2 separate regions of the Homo sapiens genome follow, and region 1 is linked to region 2. Evidence: chromatin loops called from intact Hi-C (ENCODE). Cell type or tissue: PC-3. All regions are shown on one strand. Links, peaks and the distances in the headings refer to the core of each region. The heading gives the core; the rest is flanking DNA.

Region 1 (2,822 bases), core at 72-2,571, 1.2 Mb before region 2:
GCTTTCATTCTCATAGCTTCAACTTGGGCAGAAAGTCCTAGGCCTGACTCTAACTGACTTCAATTTTCTCATGTACCTATCCCTGAACCATCACTATAAAGTGGGGAGGGACAGCTCTGTTTGTCCAGGCCTGAGTCACAGGAACAGCACATCCTTCTACCTGTACGTACATGTTCAGAAGTGCCCGTGTCAATACAGTGCAGCTACGCTACTCACAGTAAAAACTGTGCTCATCCACATCTCAGAGGGAGGTGAGGTGAACAACTCCAAACTCGTAAGTAAACTTGTTGTCACTCTAAGTCCAGAATCTTTGGGTGATGAATATTTTTCTTGGTCCTAATGTGGCTTCTCATAGTCCAGCAAACTATGATTAAATGAAAACCGTAATTCACATTACACACTTAACAGGGAGAGATGATCACAATTGAAGTAAAGGCTTTCATTTGGCTTTCCAGAGTTGAGGTGAGCTATTTTGTCATATGACTTTAGCCACCCTGGAAGTTTCTCTCCTGTCCTTTATCCTCCATGGCCCATTTAAAGTGAGGACTTTCAGAAGGATGCCCCTTCCATGGACTGCATCTGTTCAACATCTCATTTCCTGAGTGAGTGGGTTTAGGGGCCTGGAATTGCCTCAGGGATTGAGCAATTGAAGGCTACTGTTTGTCAGGTTAGGGTTTCTCTGGCTAAGAAACTCCCTTCAAAAGTTAAGAGACAACAGTCCTTTAAGGTGAGTTTTATTGCCCTCATTTTATAGGTGTAGCCTCTAAGCTCAGTCATGTTATGTGGTTTTTGCCTAAATCCACAAAGCTGGGGAGTGACAAAGCCAATATATGTTACCAGAGTCTACTTTTACCTCTCTATTCCACACTGATTCTCTGTGTGTGCCTTATATAAAAATAGTTTTGTTTGCAATGTCTCCATTATTTTTAGTAAAACTTTTACATCTAGCAACTCTAAGGGGAAAATTCATGCTCAATACCTGCCCTCTCCATGCTCCGCTGATTTCCTCTGCTAGTAAGAAAACAATTAAAAAACAACAACAACAAAAAAAAAAAAACAGGAAAAATTCTCACTTTGTCCTGCAGGTGCCACCCTCATCACAGAACATCTATTTCCAGCTTTATAGCACAGATCTCTCAGGGCTGCAATAGACCAGATATTCATAGAAAATGGAAGAAGCTGGTTCATTCAACTTATGCATTTCACTGCCTGGATCAGTAAGATTGGTGTATTTTTTTTTTTTTCACTGCCTGTTGTTTCACTGACTCTTCCGCCCCACAAAAAAAGCACCAAGAAACAAGCTGAAACATTTCCGTTTGTCCTGTAGGTGCCACTGTAACCCTGGGATATTTCTTTACAGATCTGCAACTGGTTCTCTCAAGGCTGGAAAGGATTAGAAATTCTAGAAGATGGAGTCTAGTCTACACACAATTCAAACTAAGGACCCCTCACACCCCGCCCCTGGGTTTAGAGTTCCATAGCTCCAACACAGAAGTGAAATCGTTTCCCCTGGAATCTTTTCACTGCCTGTTTTTTAACTGTTCTTTAGCTTGTAGGTCCTAATGAGAAAATTTAAAAATTTATATTCATTTAGTTTTTGAATAAGTAATGTTTTCATATGGCTCAAAAACAAATTAAAATGATAAAAAGAATATGCTAAAAAATTTCCCTTTTACCTATTACATATCAAAGGTTAGCAAAGTTATTAGTTTCTTTTATACTTCCAGAGACCATTTTATGCACATACAAGCAAATACTTTAAAAGCAACTTTTTATTTTGCATGATAATGTACTATAACACCTTTTTTTCTGTGTCTTAATTATTCCATATAATACTATATCTTGGAAATCCTGTATATCAGTACATAAAAATTCCTCTTTGCCCCCACCTCTCTAGCTTTGAAGTATTCCCAGTTTATGGATACACCAAAATTTATTTACCCAGTTCTCTATTGATGAACATGTAAGTTGATTGTTTTGCCATTTAAAATAATACTGAAATGAGAAGTTTTGTATAGGGTCCATTTTGCATGTGTGTCAATATACCTAAATATATCTGAGAATTCCTGCTGAATTTCTCTGCCAGTCAGAAAAAAATAATGAAAAAACAGAAAAATTCTCACTTTGTCGTGCATCTGAGGATACATGTATTTGTCATGTTTACGGGCATTTTCAAATTGCCCTTCACAGGGCTTGTACCAGCTTGTGCTCCTGGCAGCCATGTAAAAATTGTCTATTTCCCAAAAGCTTGGCCAACACAGTATGTTTTGAATTTTTGCCAATCAATCTGAGAGTTAAAAAAAAAAGTTGTATCAATTATTTTCTTATTATTATGAGTTTGAGCATCTTTTGGTTTAAGAGCCATTTGATTTAGAACTGTTTTGATTGCAAGCAATAGAAAGCCGCAGTCTACCTGGCTCAAGCAAGATGTTTATTTTCTCATCACTGAAAAGCCTAGATGGAGAATGTCCAATGGGCCTTACTCCAAAGGCTTAAATGTCACCCCCGACTGTGATTTCTCTTTCGCACTCTCGCTCTCATTCTCTCAATCTCACTCTCACTCTCACTCTCACTCCAGCTCCCTCTGTCTTGGCCCTGTCCTTAGACAGGCTCCTTTCCCCTTCATTCTCGCAGCTCCAATCTCAGCAGAGAGATCTTGCTTGCCCTGAGTCTCTCTGACCTGAATTGAACAGGATGCAGTGTTCTGACTGGCCAGGCCTGAGTCATACAACCACTTCTGGAGCCGGGGATAGAGCCAAAATCACTCAAACTAGGTGAATTGAGAGATGTGAGAGGCATGGATTCCAGGTGTCCAACAGAAG
Region 2 (2,822 bases), core at 132-2,631:
GTTTGCCAGGGGGGCATAAGCATTGCTGAATCCTGAATCAAACTCACTTTATGCCCTGTCCCCCAGACTCAGTAGGCTCTAGAGCAATGGAATAGAAACAAGTGAACTGACATACTGCAGAGAGTCAAGAGGCCGGGTGTCATAATCACCAGGAGATAACTGGGTTGGACAGAGTGGATTCAACGCTTTGAGCTGTCTGAGAGCATGCTCTTGGTTTGAAGATAAACTCTGTAACTTTACTGCCAACTGTACCCTCTTTTTTAGATTGCCCTGCACTCTGGGGATTCTCACTCTCAAGTGATTTGTGCCATTTGGTTTTAATTACCACTGTAAGAAAGTATATGGTTTATCTGCAAAATAAAAAAAAATCACCATGTTTATATTATATTTGAAATAGGGGACTGAGTATATAAATATGTAGATCAAAACATCAGTGAAATGCCCCAAACTGCTTTCTTTCATGATCTGAAATTTGAGATTATTGGATTTTGCACTTTAAAAAACCAATTACTTTAGCTTTATGTTTGTTTTTGTTTCCAAATAGGAGATAACGCAACTTCAGACAGCTATTTGCAGGTCTTTCCCATGTGGATGCACCCACTCTTTAAAGCTTTCTACTACCTGAATGCCCCTAACTATAATGTTGGTTTAGCTATGTGTTTTGGATGCTTTGCTAACCATTAAAGTTTGCTGTTTACACATCACAGTTATATCCTCCATAACCTTTTTTTTTTTTTTTGCAATAGTTAAAACTCACGTAATTGTAGGAAATTTGATGTAAATTTCAGTCCTCTCTAGAAATATTTAAAACACTGGATTTTTTAGAAGCGTATGAAGAATAGTATTTTAACACATAGCTTTTATTTTCACCAAGCCCACGTTAAACCAGGGTAATTTTATTCCATGTTGTGTAATGTTCTTACTTGTGATTATTCCTGCAGGTTTCTCTTTTTCTTTTTTTAAGGGCAACAACTAAAGGGCAACAACAGCTGCTGGAGTTACAGTTGTCAGACATTTTAGGTAGCTTTCCCCTTTGCAATAAACAGTTCTGTCGAAAATACCAAACAGTGTATATGTTGAGATTGCCACCCACTGGTGAAAATAGAGAATTTCCATTTTAATGAGTAATTTTAAAAAACATTTGTTTTTTTGTTTTCAGAATATGAGTTTGTACATTTAGGTTCTTTAAGAAATATGTTTCAAATCCCATTAGGAGGATTAAAAATTTCATTATTACAAATCAAGTTAATGTTCTACTGGAAGCATAAAACAATCATCATTATGAAAACATTTAAAGACCTTTATTTACATCTCTTGTATCCTCCACAAAGAAGAAAAAGTGAAAAAAGTTGTAAAACTAAATATGCCAAAGTGTTATCAGTGGTTATTGTTGATTAAAAGAGATCAAAATAATTTTTCTGCTTCCTTACAATTTTACTTACATTTTTCCTACAAAAAGCTTGTATTGCTTTAAAAGAAAATATAAACCTAAAGAAGAAAAATAGTTACATGTATGTATATAAATTTAAATGTATCTTTGGTGCTTTATGGAGTGTTAAAAAAGAAAAAGTATCACCCTAAATCAATGCCACATTTAACTAAACAGATACAAAAGGAACAAAAGCTTAGAGATTGAACTGCAGCTTTCATCACTTCACTAGCACAAATTTTAAATTCAAATGCATACATAAGAATTTATTATGTGATAAAGATGTAATTTCAAATCCGTGTACAAGGATGCTTGGTCACCTTACATTATATAACAAATAAATCCCAGATGTTAAAAATTCAAATTCAAAATTAAATAAACTTTAAAACATATAAGTGAGGCTGGGCATGGTGGCTCACACCTGTAATCCTAGCACTTTGGGAGGCTGAGGCGGGCAGATTGCCTGAGTTCAGGAGTTTGAGACCAGCCTGGGCAACATGGTGAAGCCCTGTCTCTACTAAAATACAAAAGAAATTAGCCAGGCATGGCAGTGTGCGCTTGTAGTCCCAGCTACTCAGGAGGCTGAGGCAGGAGAATTGCTTGAACAGGAGAGGTGGAGGTTGCAGTGAGCAGAGATCGCACCACTGAACTCCAGTCTGGGTGACAGAGCAAGACTCCATCTCTACAAAAAAAAAAAAAATCATATAAGTGAATATTTAGCTTAAGCAAAAAGGCAAAGAAAAAAATTATGAAGAAAAAATATAAAGGAAAACATATGTGCATGAAAATTGCCATAAAAGGAAATGATAAAATGGAAAAATTATTTATAGCATACAGAATGGACAAAATAAATAAGACATCATTTAAAATGGTCTATGAGCATTTGAAAAACACATTTAACTTCAATACTAATCAAAAGATTGTATGTTTTTTAAAAATGAAAAGTTTTGCTATAAAATTGGCCAAGATTTAAAAGATTTTATTATATCCAATGTTATCAAAAGTACTTCATGTTATAAAACTATTCTGCTGCTTAAAATTATTTCTTAAGAAGATATATAATAACATGGAAAAATGCTCATATAAAATTTAAATTAAAAATAGAATTTAATAATAAAATGGTTTTTTCTATATCTGTCCAGAAGTATATATTCCAAAGTTTAAATAGTGATTATCTGTATTACTTGAGTTATTGGTGATAATTGGCTTCATTCATTTCTGTATTTTTTAAACTTTTTGTAAAAAAAATTGCAAGTATACAAACTGCTTATTAAATTTTCTTTAAAATCGGGGTATAAAATAATACATATAGTTTGATTAATATTTTAGTAAAAATGAAAGTGTGTGTATATATAATTACATATATTTAAAATTCATATGTGTATTAAAACAT

Evidence for each region. Hi-C counts contacts between places; a loop is a spot of excess contacts. Peaks named below come from ENCODE experiments on the same cell type or tissue, not always from the same donor. Only the 100,000 strongest peaks of a DNase experiment are listed, where the experiment ranks them.
Region 1: a loop joins it to region 2, with 9 times the contacts of the local background. A loop is called at or near these places in 12 of 110 quality-filtered maps.

The regions. Positions count from the first base shown.
Region 1 is chr7:95,689,002-95,691,823 of GRCh38, reverse strand. The region is part of intron 2 of LOC105375409 (a long non-coding RNA gene); the gene reads right to left. Among named protein-coding and RNA genes, the nearest start is that of DYNC1I1, 82 kb to the left of the region's middle. In PC-3, for the core only: a CTCF peak has its summit at 1,156; a DNase peak (open chromatin) is centred at 143; H3K27ac peaks cover 536 bases.
Region 2 is chr7:94,447,587-94,450,408 of GRCh38, reverse strand. No RefSeq gene overlaps it. Among named protein-coding and RNA genes, the nearest start is that of COL1A2, 54 kb to the right of the region's middle. In PC-3, for the core only: a CTCF peak has its summit at 1,087 (motif pointing left); no DNase peak of the experiment used is centred there.